Regions from separate parts of the Homo sapiens genome. Here region 1 is linked to region 2. Evidence: chromatin loops called from intact Hi-C (ENCODE). Cell type or tissue: PC-3. All regions are shown on one strand. Each heading gives the region's core, and the rest is flanking DNA. Links, peaks and the distances in the headings are about the cores only. Region 1 overlaps NOS1 (nitric oxide synthase 1). Region 2 overlaps NOS1 (nitric oxide synthase 1).

Region 1 (2,500 bases), core at 1-2,500, 110 kb after region 2:
AAGTGACTTCTCAATGAGAATAGGGCACTTTGCTGTCCTTCCCCTCTCTCACCAGTGCCTAGAACAGTGCCTGACACATGATGTACAGGTGTGGAATGAATGAACCTTGTTACCTTGAGCAGTTCACAGGTGACAATATTTACTCTTTTCACTGAAGAATGCACATTTTCTGTTTTTTTTTTTCCATTTAATGCTGGACATTAGCAAATTATTCTTTCATCTGCAAACCTATCATTGAGCCACCGCCAAGCATGTGTGTATATGTGATGCTTCTGGATGTGGCTAGACATAAGTCACACAGAGGGGACACTCGGGGGGAGAAGGGAATAGGGCCCAAATGGCTGCTGCTGTTCCATTGCCTCTTCCCCTTCTCCCTGTACTTCTCATATGGCCCATATGTGTCCCAAGCTTGAAGAAAAAATAAAAAATAGGCCAGGCGTGGTGGCTCACACCTGTAATCCTAGCACTTTGGGAGGTTGAGGCGGTGGATCATCTGAAATCAGGAATTTGAGACCAGCCTGGCCATCATGGTTAAACCCTGTCTCTGCTAAAAGTACAAAAACTAGCCGGGCATGGTGGCGGGCTACTGTAATCCCAGCTACTCGGGAGGCTGAGGCAGGAGAATCTCTTGAACCCAGGAGGTGGACTGCACTCCAGCCTGGGCAACAGAGAGAGACTCCATCTCAAAAAAAAATAAAAATAATAATGAAATGCTAAAAATTCTCTACTTACAAAGCTCAGCAGAACTGAGATTTAAGACAATTGGTTTCTGAGCCAGTGCTATCGCCCAGAGGGTCGGCTTCCCAGCAAAGCATCAAAGACCAGTCCACCAAGGTGCCCTGGGGCCCCACAGCCATTCTGCCAGGGTTCTCAGCAAGCGGCATGCAGAGTCAGTCCCCTTGGTTAAACTCCCAGCAGGGCCAGAGCCTGGGCCCACCTTGCATTCTAGCCCACCTGCCAGCCACGTTCCCATGCCTGCTCCTTGTCTGCACGGCCACCCTCTGCCTCGTTCAAGAGGACTTTGGGGGAGGTGGCTGTGCTCGTGAGCTAGCTCAGCAAGTTTGGGTCCTCTGCATTTCTATTTTGTACAAATCGTGATGATCTGGGAAGAAAGCGGGAATTGATTTGCGGGCCTTTCAAAGGCTTCCTTTGGGTAGACTTAGGAGGCTCCCAAATTAGAAACCCCACAGCGCCCCCTGCTGGCCCCGGCTTCTGCGAGTTCCTTCTTGCAGCTCTCTGGAGGTGTTGTCTTTTTGCTCCCCAGGAACCAAAGACTGGTGTGAGCTCTGAGAAGGCTCAGTCGTGCAAGTTCCCAGACAGGGCAAGGTCTGCCCATGGAGGGCCAGTGGGACTCCAGACTCTAATACTGCCATTCACAATTATGGTCGCTAAGTTCCCCACTATGCTAAGGGCGGGGATGCCTTGCTTCAAGAAAATACTTGACACCCTTTCCTCCCCCAAAATAATGTGCCCGCTCAACTCTTTTTAATAATGGTGGCTATTTGTAGCACAAAAGGTTCTCGGTTGAGCCAAAAAGTCCTTTAAATAGCGAGTCCCATTGGGCTATTCAAGTGTTGATTTACATACCATAGAGAATATAGAAACTTCATGTTGAATATCAAGCGTCTCTAGCCACTGAAAATTAATTGGCAATGAAGAAAAAGCAGATCTGAAAAAGCAATCGTAGCTCAAAGGGTGCAAAGGATTTGATTTCTCAAAGTGTAATCGATCCTCGAGTTTGCAGGTGTTGGGTGAAATGCAGTATATCTGTACTGAAATACAGATATGGGGTTTGTTTGTTTTTTGGGTTGGGGTGGGAGGATGTAGTTTCGCTCTGTTGCCCAGGCTGGAATGCAGTGGTGCAGTTTCTGCTCATTGCAACCTCCACCTCCTGGGTTCAAGCGATTCTCCCGCCTCAGCCTCCCAAGTAGCTGGGATTACAGGCACATGCCACAATGCCCAGCTAATTTTTGTGTTTTTAGTAGAGACGGGGTTTTGTCATGTTGGCCAGGCTGGTCTCAAACTCCTGACCTCAGGTGATCTGTGTACCTCCACCTCCCAAAGTGCTGGGATTACAGGCGTGAGCCACCGTGCCCAGCCTGTACTGAAACTTTTTAAAGGACCAGAATAATCACATTCTGAGAGTTTATTATTGAAAGCTGTTGGATTAGCACAGGCCTCTTGAACTTGAAACACAAAAATCAATGCAGAAAGGTTATAACCCGGTGGCATCAATGAGTTTCCTTCTGTGTTTTCTTTTTAGATCTCTCAATTTTGTAATATTGATGAATTTATGCATAGGAGGAACCCAAGCTTAAAGCCAAGTCTTTTTTCCTTTACCATAACAATACGAGGAACCCTGGTTGCCAAAGGGGGTGGGGCTTGGAATTCCTAGGAGATATAGAATTTCACAGATTGGGGATGCCACAGCCTGTGGTCCCAGTGAAGTGCTAGACACTGAGAGAACCCCTATTAGTACTGAGAATGGGGTGCTAGAATC
Region 2 (16,747 bases), core at 6,418-8,917:
CATCCTGGAATGTCTCCATTTTGCTTCCTGGATCCAGGACATGCTGGTGTGTCTTCAGTTTTCTGTAGGGTCCTTATGAAATCCTTAAAATAAATCAGGCATTTGCTTTCATTTCAAACACACAAGGTACTTTGAGAAAATGGGAGTGGGTACTATAAAATCAAGTGAACAGTTCCAGGGCATTGCAACTTAGCCTGCAAATTGTAGGGTGGAGTCCTAAATAAAGCACCCAGTTAATTGAGGAGGTGTGACTCATTGAATAATCTGTTGAAATAGCTTTGGTGTGCAGTCAACAGGTAACTAGTAAGTGCCTGTTGAATGCCCACTCTGCATTGTCCGTGAGCACGTCACACATCGTCCCATGGCAATGGCGTGCTGTGCCCTGCTAGCCAGGAATGCAAGTCTTATCAAAGCACAAAAGGTTCATAGATTTCAAAGCAAGGTTTTCTAATGATAGCATCTCAGGAATCCTGAGATTTTACTGCTGACTTCCAAGGAGAGTTGTAGATTAAACTTGGAGAAACTTTCTTGGTGGAAATGACAATGATACTGTAGAAAAAAACTCTGAAGTGGGAGCTGAGAGTCTGTGTGTCTCTGGCAGTAATAATAACACCAGCCGGCCAGGCATGGTGGCTCACACCTGTAAACCCAGCACTTTGGGAGGTTGAGGAGGGAGGATTGCTTGAGCTCAGGAGTTCAAGACCAGCCTAAGCAATGTAGCAAGACCCCAATCTCTACAAAAAAAATAAAAAATTAACCAAGTGTGGTGGCTCGTGCCTGTAGTCCCAGCTATTCAGAAGGCTGAGGCAGGGGTATCCTTGAGCCCAGGAGTTCGAGACTGCAGTTAGCTATGATCACACCACTGCACTCCAGCCTGGGCAACACAACAAGACCCAGTCTCAAAATAATGAATAATAACACCAGCCAATGTTCTTCATGTACTTGCTACAGACTAGGTACCATGCTAAGCCCTGGGCCTGTATAAGCACAGGTTTCCAAAATATGGTGGATACTCCACTGGTGGGACCCATTTTTTATTGTTTTATTTCATTGAGGTAAAATTCATGTAATATAAAATTAACCATTTTAGAGTAGCATTTGTGTTGTGTGATCATTGCCTCTATCTAGTTCCAAAACATCTCCATTACCCCACAAGGGAACCTTGTACTTCTTAAGAATTGAAAAGAAGTATTCAAACAAAAACTTTCCCATGTGTGTTCATAGCACTATTCACGATAGCCAAAGGGTGGAAACAACCCAGATGTCTGTCAATGGACGAGTGGATAAACTAAAAGTGGCTTATCCATCTATCTAATGGAATATTACTCAGCCACTAAAAGAAATGAAGTGCTGATCTATGCTGTAACATGGATGAACCTCAAAAGCGTGATGCTGAGTGAAAGAAGCCAGACTCAAAAAGCCTCATCTTGTAGGATTTCATTTATATGCAGTATCCAGAATAGACAAATCCACGGAGGCAGAAAGCAGATTAGTGGTTGCCAGGGGGCGAGGAGAAGGGAAAAGGAACAACCACTTTACTGATACTCATTTTTTGAAAAACTTTTATTTTGAAGTAATTTTAGATTCACGGAAAAGTTGCAATATGGTACAACGAGTTTCTTTATACCCTGACCTAGTTTCCCCAATGTTAATATCGTACATAACCATAATCTAATTATCAAGAACAGAAGATTGACAATGGCATGATATTAACTAAACGACAGACCCTATTCGAATTGCACCACTTTCTCCGCTACTGTGCTGTTTCGGTTCCAGGATCCCACATTGCTTTCGGCGCTGATTTCTCTCTGCCTCCTCTGATCTGTGACAGTTTGTCAGTCTTTCCTTGTCTCCCACGGGCTTGACACCTTTGAAGATGACTGGTCAGTTACAGTGCCACTTTGTGTGAATTTGTTCCATGTGTTTTCATGATTAGATCAAGGAGCCATTTTTTAAAAAATTTACTCATTAAATATTTGTTTTGATAGATCATAGAAAAAAGCAGTTAGCAAATTTATACGACGATTTCGTGGATATTAGCTTTTAGGATGAGGCTATAGTATCTAAGATAGAAAGTGAGTTCATTGTAAGGGAAAATATTAAATAAATAATTGCATAGGTGAGACACAGGTATGGTGCAAAGATATGATGTTGGTAAGAGCAGCATGGGAAACATGACGTTACTTCATGGAATCTTCACAAGAGTCTTGCAAAGTAGATTCAGGACTATTGTTTTTTGCCATTTTATAGATGAAGAAACGGAGGCACCAAGATGCTGAAGCCCTTGACCGAGTCACGTGTCAGTAAATGACAGAATCAGGATTTGAATCCCATGCCTGTGATCCTGAACCATGACATTCCCCTTTAACCCTTCCTTCCAACCTCTGCGACATCAGCTTATAGACTGTTGAAGGTGACACCGTTCTCTTCTGTGATTTTTATTTCAGGGGTTATTTGCAGAGCTCTGTTCAGTAAAGCTGACTCAGGTGGGGATGTGTCCCGCAGTGTCGAGGTAGGGTGTCCTCCAGGGGCTTCCCAGGTGTGCTGGTGCAACACGAGATAAAGACCAAGCCAGTTCAGGTAACCCCCAGGTAGAGTCACTAAAAAAAAAAAAAAAAAAAAAAATGTAGGGGATCTGGGACTGAATCTTCCCTTGGAATGGAGGAAGGAAGTTGCATTCCACTCAGCTCCTGTTAGAATGAGTATGCAAGGACTGGTTTGACATCAAAAGAGAAAGCCCAATTTAGACAGAAAGGTGTCACTCCAGGAAGGGCTTTGGTGCACACCCAAAGTGAAAGAAGAAACAGATTCAGACTTCAAGATGATCGTGCAAAGTGCTGCGTCACTCTCAGTAGATTTAACCCAGGGAGAACAAGGTCAGTGTTGAGTATCAGCCCCAGGGCACAAGCTGGGGTGGATGCTGTGATCTCATGCGGAGGTGGGGATCCCATCAAACACCTGGATCGACTGGAACCACCCAGGACAAGACCCAAGTCACTGAGCATGCTGTCCCTTCATTGAGTAGCTTCTGAAGGTGACCTTCCTTGTTGCCCTTTAAAACTCACTCACTAGCAGGGGTCCCACAGTCAAAGGCCTATAGTGAAATACTTATTTGCAAGAAACAAATGAATGACGGGGGCCACAGGGTTTTGCAGGGGAACCAGAGAGCTCATGCCCCACCTAAAGGGGGAGGCGCCACCACCTACTCCAGCTGTTTGGAGTGTGCTCAGGAACACAGGCCCAGTGTAAACATATCTTCCATGGCTCCAAGAAAGCCAGAAATTTCTATCTTTGATGAAACCTCCAGTTTTTTGTTTGTTTGTTTATTTTTCTTTTTTTTTTTTTCCTTGTTTTGAGACAGGGTCACACTCTCTTTCACCCAGTCTGGAGTGCAGTGGCGCGATCTTGGCTCACTGCAACCTCCGCCTCCCAGGTTCAAGCAATTCTTCTGCCTCAGACTCCCAAGCAGCTGGGACTACAGGTGTGCACCACCACACCCAGCTAATTTTTGTATTTTTAGTAGAGACAGGGTTTTACCATCTTGGCCAGGCTCGTCTTCAACTTCTGACCTCAAGTGATCCACCTTCCTTGGCCTCCCAAAGTGCTGGGATTACAGGTGTGAGCCACCATGCCCGGCCTGAAACCTCCAGTTTTTAAATGGTGATAACAAATTTGGGGGAAAAAATTTAACTGTATTAACCAAACGCAATTCATTTGTATACCTATGGGCTGTCTTTGATAGAATCTGACCAGAGCCTGATTGAAGAATGTGATATCCTGGATCTGAAGCATTTTTTGTGCAGAACAGGTGATAGTTTGAGTTGAAGTTGAAATTTCCTTTAAAATGGCCATTTGTGTAGGTCACAAAAAGTCACACGGGGCTTTAGAAGCAAACCGTACCAGTGTTTCTCAAACTCCAGTGTGCACATAAATCCACTGGGGGATCTTCCTAAAATGCAGAGCCTGAGTCATAGGTCTGGGCTGGGCCTTGGGATTCTGCATTGCTGACATGCTCCCAGGTGATGCTGCTGGTGCTGGTGCATGGACCACGCTTTGGGTAGCAAAGCATTAGACCATGTTCATCGCTGGTGGTTTTGCAAACTCCATTAAGACCCACCCCACATTGTCGTTCCTTTTTCTGAATCCAAGTTTTGTTTTTGTTTTTGTTTTCTGAGACAGAGTCTCGCTCTGTGGTCCAGGCTGGAGTGCAGTGGTGTGATCGTGGCTCACTACAACCTCAGCCTCCCGGGTTAAAGCCATTCTCCTGCCTCAGCCTCCTGAGTAACTGGGATTACATGCACGTGCCACCACGCCTGGCTAATTTTTGTATTTTTAGTAGAGACGGGGTTTCACCATGTTGGCCAGACTGGTCTCAAACTCCTGGTCTCAGGTGATCCGCTCGCCTCAGCCTCCCAAAGTGCTGGGATTACAGGCGTGAGCCACGGCACCTGGCCTGAATCCAAGTTTTGTTAACCAAGTGTCTGAAGTCTCATTCATTCACTCATTTGTAATGGGCCATGCCATCACCTCCCTGCAGCTGCTTTCAGGAAGTGAAGTGAGACCAGTCTTGGCTTTCTGCATGGCAACCACTGGCTGGAACTGCTCTCCAAACACGGCATGGGCCCTCCAGTTCTCTACAGTCCCCACTGCTCCCTCTCACCTCTCACAGGGCTGCTTCATTCAATAGCTGTAGACTTAGAGATTGAGACCCTGATTCACTGAGTACCTATTATGTGCCAAGTCCTGTGCTATGCACAGGTGGTTGTTTTTTTGTTTGTTTGTTTGAGACAAGGTCTTGCTTTTTCACCCAGGCTAGAGTCCAGTGGCACAATAATGGCTCACTGCAGCCTCGACCTCCTGGGCTCAATAATCCTCCTGCCTTAACCTCCCAAAGTGTTGGGATTACAGGCATGAGCCACTGAGCCCAGCCCTAAGTGTTAATTGATAAAAGCTGAGTAAATGAAGGAATTGTAGCAGACGTCTCTGATACCATAATCATTATTTTTATTTGATTTTTTATTTGAAAAAGTACATTATCATCTATGGTTCCCTTACAGCACTAAATATATATTTTAAGCTTCTTATCCTAATTATGAAATTGATTGTTTAAACATTTACTTTGACAAGTGACTAGAATCTGTTAGCCTTGTCCCCTCATCTCACTTGTAGTGGTATCTTCAGATACCCTGTTATCGATCCTCAGGAGGCGGATAATTTTTGGAGGTATTTCACCAGGAAGGGAGGTGAGCCAATATTTGACTGTTGGGCAATAATTTAAATTGTTAAGTTCCAGCATAACAAGACAGAAAGAGCATCTTGCAGCCGGGCGCGGTGGCTCACGCCTGTAATCCCAGCACTTTGGGAGGCCGAGGCAGACGGATCACATGAGGTCAGGGGTTTGAGACCAGCCTGGCCAACACGGCAAAATCCCATCTCCACTAAAAATATAAAAATTAGCTGGCAGGCGTCTATAGTCCCAGCTACTCAGGAGGCTGAGGCAGGAGAATTGCTTGAACCCAGGAGGCGGAGGTTGCAGTGAGCCGAGATTGTGCCACTGCACTCCAGCCTGGGCAACAGAGTGAGACACTGCCAAAAAAAAAAAAAAAAAAAAGCAAGAAAGCAACCAAGCAACCAAGCAAGCAAGCAAGAATTAATCATAATAGCCCGCGTTTGATCTTCGTTCTGACTCTGTTTCTAAGAATCTTAGGCAAGTCCTTTCCTGACTATGAGCCTGTAGCTCCTCATCTCCAAAATGTAATGTGAAACCAGTGACTTCTACCCTTGTTATTTATTGTGTAATGGAATACTTGGAAAATTGTATTAATGCCATGGCCTGTTTTCCCCATATAAATGCACGTATCACAAAAGTTGTGCACACAATTTCAGGATTTTCAGGGTTCCCTGAGCCCTGTAGGAGGTTTATAAAATCAATATTGTGAATTGGAGTAGAAAATCCCTAGCATCTCTTTCAACTTTCAATTACTAAAATTGTAGAATTGAGCTAAAAATATATAGCAGTACTTAGAACATTAGAAAAGCAAAGACGTTGAGTTCAGACAAACTTGACTTGAGTCCCCACCACTGACACTAGCTGCATAACCTATGACTTAATGTCTTTGAGCCTTGATTTTAACATCTATAAAATGGGAATTATAATGTCATGTCATGTTCATATCGTGTTGCAAGAATGAAAATGAGATCTTCCAATAAAGTGCTTACATATAAAAATGCTCAAAATATTAAGTTGAACTGTACGAAATTGAAAAAGTTGATCATTTGCAAAACTGTTAATTTCATATATTTCAACCTAATAAGTACTCAGTGTGAATAGTTGAGCGCTTATTCACCAAATACTTATTTCATGCTTACTAGGTGCTAACATATTCTAAGAAGAAAGTCAATTATATTGTGCAGATGAAAGCAGACCTGTGGTGCTTTAGCTCCATGTGGCCAGCAAATGTATACTAGGCTCAGGCCTGCCTTAATGAATATTTTCCCTCCTGTCCTTGGTACTAGTTTACACATTCATACTAAGGTAGGGCAACTGCAAATACATTTTATACAATTGAAGAGTCTTGATCTTTTACTCAAGTTTGACCCAATTGCATTTATTGTTATTACTGGTATATCTGACATATGTGGAATTATTTCTGCCATTGTAGTTTATGTTTTCTATTTAACATGTTTTCCCTTTACTGAAATTCATTTGTAACTGATTCAGGCCTATATGGATGTTGTGGATCTATGTAAAGGCAACTTTCGAGTGAAGGGAACAAATCTTATTACTGCTCTCTTAAAATAGTTATTCTTACTTCTTTTTTCTTCCCTGAGCACCTTTTGTCAGCCTTTTGACTCAGCTCCCCTACACCAGAAAGCACCCAAGGATGCCAGGCATGAGAGGAGAAATTTGATTGAGCCTCAAGTTAACACTGATGTGCAATTTGGAGAAAACAGTTATTATGTTCCCTGAAAAATAAACATTCAACATTGTCATTATAGTTGACATTTACAGTTTACAAAGTGCCCTTTACGGTGTCCATCTTGCTTAATCATTACGAAAGTCTTGGCAACTAGTTGTTATTACTGTTTCGATTTCACAAAAGGAAATTGAGAGTCAAAATGTTAAATGACTTATCCAAGATCAAATAGCTTATAAATGGCAAAGCTTGGAATTGAGCCAAATTGAGCATATTTTTTGTAGCTGAATTCTCAGAATTATGGAAATGACGTTATTAGGAAATGTTGATTCTTGCAATATACTAGACCACAACTAAATTATTACTATTCATGAAAGACAGTTCTATGAAATGAATTTCATTCATTCTTATTCTTTCTTTCACCCCCATTTTCCTTCCTTCCTTCCTTCCTCCCTCCCTCCCTCTCTTCCTTCCTTCCTTCCTTCTTTTTGACAGAGTCTTGCACTGTCACCCAGGCTGGTGTGCAATGGCACAATCGTAGTTAATTTTTTTTTTTTTGGTAGAGATGGGGGTCCTACTATATTACTCAGGCTGGTCTTGAACTCCTGGCCTCAAACAATCCTCTCGCCTCAGCCTCCCAAAGTGCTGGGATTACAGGCATCCAGCCCTTTCACCCTATTTTTACCCCATTGTTCAGGTTTCCCTCTCTCAGGAAATCCTTCACACTCCTTCTACTAGTGGAAGCCAGGAGCTGGGAGGTCACTGCAGACACCTCCTTCTCCGTTAGCTTCTGTATCCAATTAGTCACCAAATCTTGTTGACTCAATCTTGTAAACATCTCTTAAATCGACCCACTTCCTTCCTTCCTCCCTTTCACCACCTGATCCTTAACCACCATCATTGCTCATCTCTGGCCTGCAGCAGCCTCCTAACCAGGCTCCCCATACCCAGCCTTGCTTTTCCCACCCATTTGCCATCCAGCAGCAGCCAGAGTAATCTTCATAAAATCTAAATCTGACCACTGTACTTCTTGTCTCAAAACCCTCCAATGCTTGCCATCGCTCTAAGAATAAAGTCCAAAATTGTTAACTTGCCTTTCAAGAGACCTGATGATCCAGCCCCTGATGACCTCTCCAGATTTATCTCGTGACATGGCTTTCTTCTGTCACCCCAATGCCAGCTCCATCCTACCACAGTGCCTTCTCACACGCTGGTCTCTGTCCTCCATTTCTCACTTCCTCCATCCACCTTCTTATCTGGCCAACTCTGGATCCTGACTCTTCCTCCAGGAAGCCTTCCCTGACCACCACCACCCAGACCATGTTATGTCCCTTATGCAAGGTCTCGTTAGCACCCTGTATTTTCGCTTTTGTTCTACTCATTGTTTTTATCACTAATATTAATCTCCAACTACCTCCACCCTAGGTTGTAAGCTTGAGGGCAGGGATGCTGTCTATCTTATCCACCCCTGTAATCCCAATGCAAGCTCCACGCTGACTGCCCTGTCCTGGGGAGAGCTATGTATGAGTAGGCAAATGAATGGTTGGCATGAAGGAAAGAAAAGAAAAGATGAGAGGAGGCAAAGGAGAGAAAGAGGGAGGGAGGAAAAAAAAAGTAAAAGAGTATAATGTTGATGGGGGTTAGAAAATATGTGCCATCTTATTTTAATGATTGTTAAGAAAAGTTTCCGAGACCGCTGATAATATGTTTCCTTTTTATAGTAATGAGGCTGTCCTCTTGGCCATGATTATGTTTGCATATCTAGCCTGAAATGGTTCAATTATCTTGATGTGTAATCTAAAGTGACTCTAAAAATAATAGTCAACAGTACCACATGCTATAGATGAATTATCCCCTCTAATGCACTTCCATTTAAATTATCCCATGTGATTTATTGGTTTCCATCTTTAAGGCAGAAACCAGAATTGTTCCCACTTTACAGATGAGGAATCTGAGGCTAATAGGCAGCAGAGGTGGGTCACAAACCCTGGTTTTTCTAGCTCCAAATTCATGCCTTTGACCCCCACACAGCATTTACAGCAATGGGGCAGGTATGTAGGGGCAAGGGTGGGAGGCAGAAGTGCATCTGTGCCACTTTTGTGCTTTTGTGCCACTGAAGCGTCCATGGATAGAAGGAACTTAAGAACCTTAGCCCCAAACTCTGAAATTTTCTGTCATATGATGGATGGATATATTGGTCTCCCGTTGGCCGAACTAGCTCAAGTAAATGAGCTCTGCAAAACGAAGCTGAAATGAAGACTCTGTGATTCCCCAGATCTATTCTAACATCGGGATGACAGCCCTGCAGCTCTCTCCCTGTGATGAACCAGACCGTCCTCCTCATCCCGCCCTAGTGGTGTTGACTCACCACCAAGTTCTGGGGCCTCAGTGCTTCTGGATGCATCTTTCATGTGCCGTGTTCCGACAAACTGAATCCTGCTTTTGCAGCATTCCGAAAAGGAGCCAATGACAGTCATCGACTCCCATGGGAGACAGGACCAGTCCACGTGTCCGTACCTTTTACCTGGTCTTTCAACACAAAGTGCCTTAAGCAGCACATCCACCAGACACTACGGATGCTCAATAGAAAAATGACTGCTTACGTGATGATAATTAGTAATAGTGGTGGTAAAAGGATCCATTTCCTGGGCACTTACCTAGTCTATGGTGCATTGTAATAACATAGAAAACGTTAACTATTGGCTGGGCACAGTGGCTCATGTCTGTAATCCCAGCACTTTGGGAGGCCGAGGCAGGTGGATCACTTGAGGATAGGAGTTCGAGACCAGCCTGGCCAACATGGTGAAACCCCATCTCTACTAAAAATACAAAAAAAAAAAAAAAAAAAAAAATAGCCAGGTGTGATATCAGCTACTCAGGAGGCTGAGGCAGGAGGATCACTTGAACCTGGGAGGCAGAGGTTGCAGTAAGCCAAGATCACGCCACTGCACTCAGCCTGGGCAACAGAGCAAGATTACGTCTCAAAAAAGAATAAAAATAATAGAAATTTAAAAATTAAAATACAAAAATTAGCCAGGAGTGGTGGCGGGTGCCTGTAGTCCCAGCTACTCAGGAGGCTGAGGCAGGAGAATCACTTGAACCTGGGAGGCAGAGGTTGCAGCGAGCCGAGATTGCGCCACCACACTCCAGCCTGGGTGACAGAGTGAGACTCCGTCTCAAAATAAATACATAAATAAAAAAGGAGAAAACATTAACTATTATCTCTTTGTATCCTCAGACACCCTATCTATGTAGGCACTATTATCACCCCTATTTAATAGATGCAGAAACTATGACTCAGAGAGAGTAAGTAACTTGCCCACGATCACAAAGCCAAGTAGAGAATCAGACAGTCTGACTTCAAAGACCTTACTCTTTTCTTAAAATTGATGCAAAAAACATTGTTAAAAAATAATAATTTAGTCCAGGCACAGTGGTTCATGCTTATAAACTCTGCACTTTGGGAGGTCAAGGTGGAAGGATTGCTTGAGGCCGGGAGTTTGAGACCACCCTGAGCAACATAGTGAGACACCGTTTCTACAAAAAGTTAAAAAATTAGCCAGTCACGGTGGTGTGTGCTTGTAGTCCAGTTACTCAGGAGGCCAAAGCTTGAGGATAACTTGAGCCCAGGCCTTGGAGGTTGCAGTTAGCTGTTATTACACCACTGCCCTCCAGCCTGGGCAACAAAGCGAGACCCTGTCTCAAAAATAAATAAATAAAGAATAGCAATCTAATATGAAGGAATATACAATAAAAAGTAAGCTTCCTTCCCACCCAATTTCTAGCCTTCCAGCCCCCTTTCCTAGAAGTAACCACTGGTACTGATATCTTGAATAATTTTCCAGAGCTGTTCAGTGCATCTCCAAGCTTATGTGGAAACATGGATGAATGCATGATGAAGCTGTAGGATGGACTTATAATTATATTTCTAAATGGGTGTGCTCCACCTTGCTTTTAAATTTAACACTGTATCTTTAAGAGCATTCCTCACTGGTCTGGTCTTTTTAGCTCTAATCTCCTGCTTATTTAATGCCTGCCCAGAATTCCGTTGTATGGATGTGCCATAGTTGATTTAATAGTCTTCTATTGATGGGTACTTAAGATTTTCTCAATCTCTTGATATTCAGATATTCAGAACCCTGCAAAGAAGAGTTTTGTATGTGTTTAAGGATGTTCCTTTCAGGTTACCTGCAGGAGAAAGTCCTGACATTTGAATTGTCAGGCCAAGATATATGTATTTTAAATTTGGAGGTAGATATTGTCAAACTGCCATTCAAAGAGGTTGTATTTGGCAGCAATGTAAGAGAGTGGGATTTCCCAAAGCCTTGACAACAGAGTGTGTGTCACATTTTAAACAATCATTAATGCTCGTGCTTGTAACTCTAAGCTGAGCCTGTTACTACCTCTGAGATATGGGCATCAGAGGTGGGAAGATTGACATCATCATAGGCAAACTGTAGCCATGAAACTGGGGGAATTCCGTGGCTGAGGAGACTCAGGATGCTTGTGTCTTTGGGATCCCCAAGGCAAAGAATGTCAACTTAACCCCCAGATTTGTGGGGACTTGTGGGTTTGCCGCCATGACTTACCGGCATGGGAGAAAGCACTTCAGCTTGATTCCTGGGTGGTGATCTCTCTGGGGAAAGACTGCAAATTAGCAGTTCAGGAAATGTAAAGAAGCTGGTGGTTTTGCATTTTTTAAAAGAGCGCAGTTGGGTTTACGCTTTCAGTCTTTTGTTTGTGTTGGGGGTGGCAGTATTTTGTTTTGTTTTTGAAGACTTGGAGGACTTGGAGTTTGTTTTTAAATGAGATTGGAGGGAGATGGGAAACAGGGCTGAAACTCCATCAGATATTTTGTGGGTGTATAAACTGAAAAGAGTCAAGACTTCACAGGCAGGCTGGGTTTTGTTTTCTTTGATATTATTCATGTAAAACCATTGATATCCGTTTCCTCCAGAATAACCTTTACATTTACATATACAGAACTGACTTGCTTGCACCTTAATGGTATACCTTGGAGTTCATTTCTTATTTGCAGATAGAGATCTGCCTCATTGTCTTTAATGACACATTTATTGTACAGATGAGTTAGATTTTTTTAATTTTATTATTATTATACTTTAAGTTTTAGGGTACATGTGCACAATGTGCAGGTTAGTTACATATGTATACATGTGCCATGCTGGTGTGCCGCACCCATTAACTCGTCATTTAGCATTAGGTATATCTCCTAATGCTATCCCTCCCCCCACCCCACAACAGTCCCCAGAGTGTGATGTTCCCCTTCCTGTGTCCATGTGTTCTCATTGTTCAGTTCCCGCCTATGAAACAGGGTCTTGTTCTGTCACCCAGGCTGGAATGCAGTGGTGCTATCTTGGCTCACGGTAGCCTCAACCTCCCAGGCTCAATTGATCCTCCCACCTCAGTCTCCAGAATAGCTGGGACTACAGGCATGTGTCACCATGCCTAATTTTTATTTTGTTTTGTTTTGTTTTTTTTTGTTTTGTTTGAGACAGAGTCTCACTCTGTCGCCCAGGCTGGAGTGCAGTGGCGCAATCTCGCCTCACTGCAACCTCCGCCTCCCAGGTTCAAGTCATTCTCCTGCCTCAGCCTCCTGATCAGCTGGGATCACAGGTGCCTGCCACCACACCCAGCTAACTTTTTTGTATTTTTAGTAGATATGGGGTTTCACCATGTTGGCCAGGCTGGTCTTGAACTCCTGACCTCAAGTGATCCACCTGCCTCGGCCTCCCAAAGTGTTGGGATTACAGGTGTGAGCCACCGCGCCTGTCCAAATTTTTGTGTTTTTTGTAGAAATGGGATATCACTATGTTGCACAGGCTGATTTCAAGCTCCTGGCCTCAAGCAATCTGCCTGCCTCAGCCTCCCAATGTGCTGGGATGACAGCCCTGGGTTAGATTTTAACTGACACTTGGAAGCAAGATTTTGGATACTGGACTATTAGCCCAGGGGACATTCTACTATGACCTCTCTATTCATATGGTTCTGGGTGGATTTTCTCTCTTTCCATGCTACCCCCACCATGCCTATTCCCAGAGGTCAGTTTCAAAAGGTGACGTGATATTTGCAAACCCTCTTTGTCATTTTTCTGGTTTCTTTAAAAGGGAAAACTTTAAGAAGTGTCTTCTGCCTGGCTGTTACCAGTAGGTTCTTGAGGAGATCCAGGGATGGTAGGCTACAGAAAGAACAACGGTCACACTCTAGACCCATGCTGCCCAATGGCAATATAATGCAAGCCATGTGTGTAATGTTGGGCTTTATAAGTCACATTAAAAAGAGTAAAAAGCGCGGCCGGGCACGGTGGCTCAAGCCTGTAATCCCAGCACTTTGGGAGGCCAAGGCAGGCGGATCACAAGGTCAGGAGCTCGAGACCATCCTGGCTAACATGGTGAAACCCCATCTCTACTAAAAATACAAAAAAATTAGCCGGGCATGGTAGCACATGTCTGTAGTCCCAGCTACTCGGGAGGCTGAGGCAGGAGAATGGCGTGAACCTGGGAGGCAGAGCTTGCGGTGAGCCGAGATCGCGCCACTGCACTCCAGCCTGGGCGACAGAGCAAGACTCCGTCTCAAAAAAAAAAAAAAAAAAAAAAAAAAAGAGTAAAAAGCAGCTGGGTACAGTGGCTCATGCCTGTAATCCCTATACTTTGGGAGGCTGAGGCAGGAGGATTGCTCAAGCCCATGAGTTCAAGACCAGCCTGGACAGCATGGCAAAACCTCTTCTCTACAAAAATACAAAAATTAGCTGGGCATGGTGGCGTGTGTCTGGAGTCCCAGCTACTCAGGGGGCTGAAGTAGGAGGATCACTTGAGCCTGGGAGGTGGAGGCTGCAGTGAGCCAAGATTGTGCCACTGCCCTCCAGCCTGGGTGACAGAGTGAGACCCTGTCTCACAAAAAAAGAAAGAAGAGTGAAAAGCAATGGGGAAAATTAACTTTCATAATAATTTTATTTAACACAATATATCCATAACAGCATAATTTCAAATATAATCAGTAAACATCGTGGAGATGTTTATGTTCTTTTTCTCATACTAGTCTTTGTTTTTTGTTTTTTAAATTTTTTTATTTCAATAGGTTTTTTGGGGAACAGGTGGTGTTTGATTACATGACTAAGTTCTTTAGTGGTGACTTCTGAGATTTTGGTGCACCCATCACCTCTCATACTAGTCTTTGAAAGTCAATGTGCACTTTACTCTTGCAGCACATTGCAACTGAACCTGCCACAGTCCATGTGCTCAATGGCCATGTGTGTCAAGCGGCTGCCATATTGGACAGCACAGGTCTGGATGCTCCAGCTATGGCTGGTCCATGTTGAATGAGCCCTTTGCTTCTCCAGGCCTCTGTTTTCTCGTTTCTGCATGAGGAAGCTAGACTAGATAGGCTTGGTGGCTCCTCTTCATCCTAACATTCTTCATCTTTCAATGCTAAAAATGGAAAGCACGGGTAAACCAGGACAAGCAGGCTTCCCTGTGGGAGCTTTGTTTTCTCATCTATAAAATGGGGCAATCAAATATGACCCAGATCCACAGGCGAGGATGTGCTTTGTGGAGGAAAAGGAGGGAGGCATAGTGTTGTGAGATTATTTTCAGGACTGTGATTGACCACTCACTTAGACCCAGGTCTACCTCCTTGATTTATGTCCCTGAACCTCATCTGCCTTATCCATCCGTAAGGTGCAGATAAAAATGGCGCTTACAAGGCCCAGCATGGAGGCTCATGCCTGTAGACACAGCAACTCAGGAGGCTGAGGCAGGAGGGTCACTTGAGCCCAGGAGTTCGAGAACATAGTGAGACTCTGTCTCTACAAATATAAAAACAACTAGCTTGGTGTAGTGGCATGCACCTGTAGTCCTAGCTACTCGGGAGACTAAGGCAAGAGGATCACTTGAGGCACAGAGTTTGAGACCAGCCTGGGCAAGATATCAAGACCCTGTCTCTCTCTCTCTCTCTCTCTCTCTCTCTCTCTCTCTCTCTCATATAGTCTGTAACAATTAAATAAAACCCCTATGCAGAGGGCTCAGGCACCAATGCTTAGTGCACAGTAAGCTCTCAACCACAGGAGGCTGCTGCTGTTACCTTTCCTTCTGTTGCAGAAATGAGGTTCAGGGTGGAGAGGGACTTGGCCAAGGTCGCACAGAGAGGAGGGAGTAGCAGACGCTGGCCTATTTGGGCTTCCTCCCTCTCATTGGCAGCCATCCCCGATAGTCAGCTACTAATTTCCTCACAGCAAGGTAAATGCAATAAATACACCCGAAGCCACTGAACTACTTGAATGAGGCTTGGGTCCAAGTATTGTTTCCATGGTATGTACCCTGGCAAGCATGCATATGTGATTTGTTTAAAATCCCAGCTCCTGAGGGCGGAGGCAGGGCTCTCAGGCAATTCTATCCAGCAGCCGTCTCTCCCTAGACGGTGCCCCCCACCCAGACCGGCGTGAGATGCCTCGGTGTGATTTCAAGGGAAGGGCCCCCTTCTACATGGCGCCTGAAGTACCTTTGGCTGGACAGTGACAGAGTAGAAAGTGCACTGAATTAAAAGCCAGGAAGTCCGAATCGTTATCTATTACATAACAATAATAGGAAGCCACTTTTCTGAGTTCTCACTACTGTATGACATTGCCAAGTTCTCTGCATTTACTGTTTCATTTAACCCTCCCCGTTACTCAGAGACGAGGTGATTACAAATGACCGCATTTTGGAACTGAGGTTTAGAGAAAATAAACAACTCACCCAGAAACACCCGGATAGAGCCAGGAAGGACCTTAAAACTCTTCCCTGGGGCAGGAGGCGGCCAGCTCTCCCTACGGAGCCTCATGGAAACTGGACATTCAAAAACCGGGACAAGCGGGTGTCCTTATAGCAGCTTAATTTATTCATCTGTAAAGTTGGGGGACAGCCGAACCTGATGTTGGTCAGGACAAGGATGAAAAATAGGATAGATGAGGATGTTTTGCAGGAGGAAAAGGAGGCAGAGAAAGTGTTGTGGAATTGTTATTAAGATAATGATTGACGGCCAGGTGCAATGGCTCACGCCTGTAATCCCAGCACTTTGGGAGGCTGAGGCAGGCGGATCACTTGAGGTCAGGAGTTCGAGACCAGCCTGTCCAACATGGCAAAACCCTATCTCTACTAAAAATACAAAATTAGCCAGGTGTGGTGGCGGGAGCCGTAATCCCAGCTACTCGGGAGGCTGAGGCTAGAGAATTGTTTGATTCCAGGAGGTGGAGGTTGCAGTGAGCTGAGATCGCACCACTGCATTCCAGCCTGGGCGACAGAGTGAGACTCTGTCTAAAAAAAAAAGAAGCTAATTGACAGAGCTCAGACCCAGAGCTTGCTGTCTCCCTCCCTCTCTGTCTCTGTCTCTCAGCAGACAGAAAATATATCTGCCTCTCCCCAGCCCAGCTTCCTTCCAACTCCTTCCAAAGATCAAGTTTCCTTTCTACAGCCAAGGTGTGAGAGAGAAACAGCACACCAATTTCCCAAGCACCAGCCCAGAGCCCTCCCTGATTCTAGGATGCAGCAGAGAAAGAGAGAAGAACGTGCTGAGAGTGGCCAGGGGCTGTTGCCAATTGCTTCATTTCTGTTTTCTTTTTTCCTTAAGCAAAGTACACCAAAGGCTAATTCCCGCCTCTGTCCTTTAGTAAGGTCTGGCCCAAGCCAGAGTCTGGAGGAAGTCAGCTTGGGGGCCTTGCCTCCCCAAGAGGTCGCCTTTCAGTTGCTTCTTTCATTAAAGAATTAAGCCTTAATGCCAAACGGGATGCTCAAGAGAGCTCTGGAGGTCCCGGCTGTCTCTGCCACCAACTGAACAGT

The links. A loop is a pair of places that touch in the nucleus more often than their neighbours do. Peaks named below come from ENCODE experiments on the same cell type or tissue, not always from the same donor. Only the 100,000 strongest peaks of a DNase experiment are listed, where the experiment ranks them.
Region 1: a loop joins it to region 2, with 2.5 times the contacts of the local background. A loop is called at or near these places in 3 of 110 quality-filtered maps.

The regions. Positions count from the first base shown.
Region 1 is chr12:117,235,361-117,237,860 of GRCh38, reverse strand. The region is part of intron 20 of NOS1 (nitric oxide synthase 1); the gene reads left to right. Among named protein-coding and RNA genes, the nearest start is that of FBXO21, 46 kb to the right of the region's middle. RefSeq lists enhancers at 471-975, 976-1,480. In PC-3, for the core only: CTCF peaks have their summits at 996 and 1,196 (motif pointing left); a DNase peak (open chromatin) is centred at 1,200.
Region 2 is chr12:117,333,896-117,350,642 of GRCh38, reverse strand. The region is part of intron 1 of NOS1 (nitric oxide synthase 1); the gene reads left to right. Among named protein-coding and RNA genes, the nearest start is that of NOS1, 19 kb to the left of the region's middle. In PC-3, for the core only: no CTCF peak of the experiment used is centred there; DNase peaks (open chromatin) are centred at 7,112 and 7,762; H3K27ac peaks cover 1,707 bases.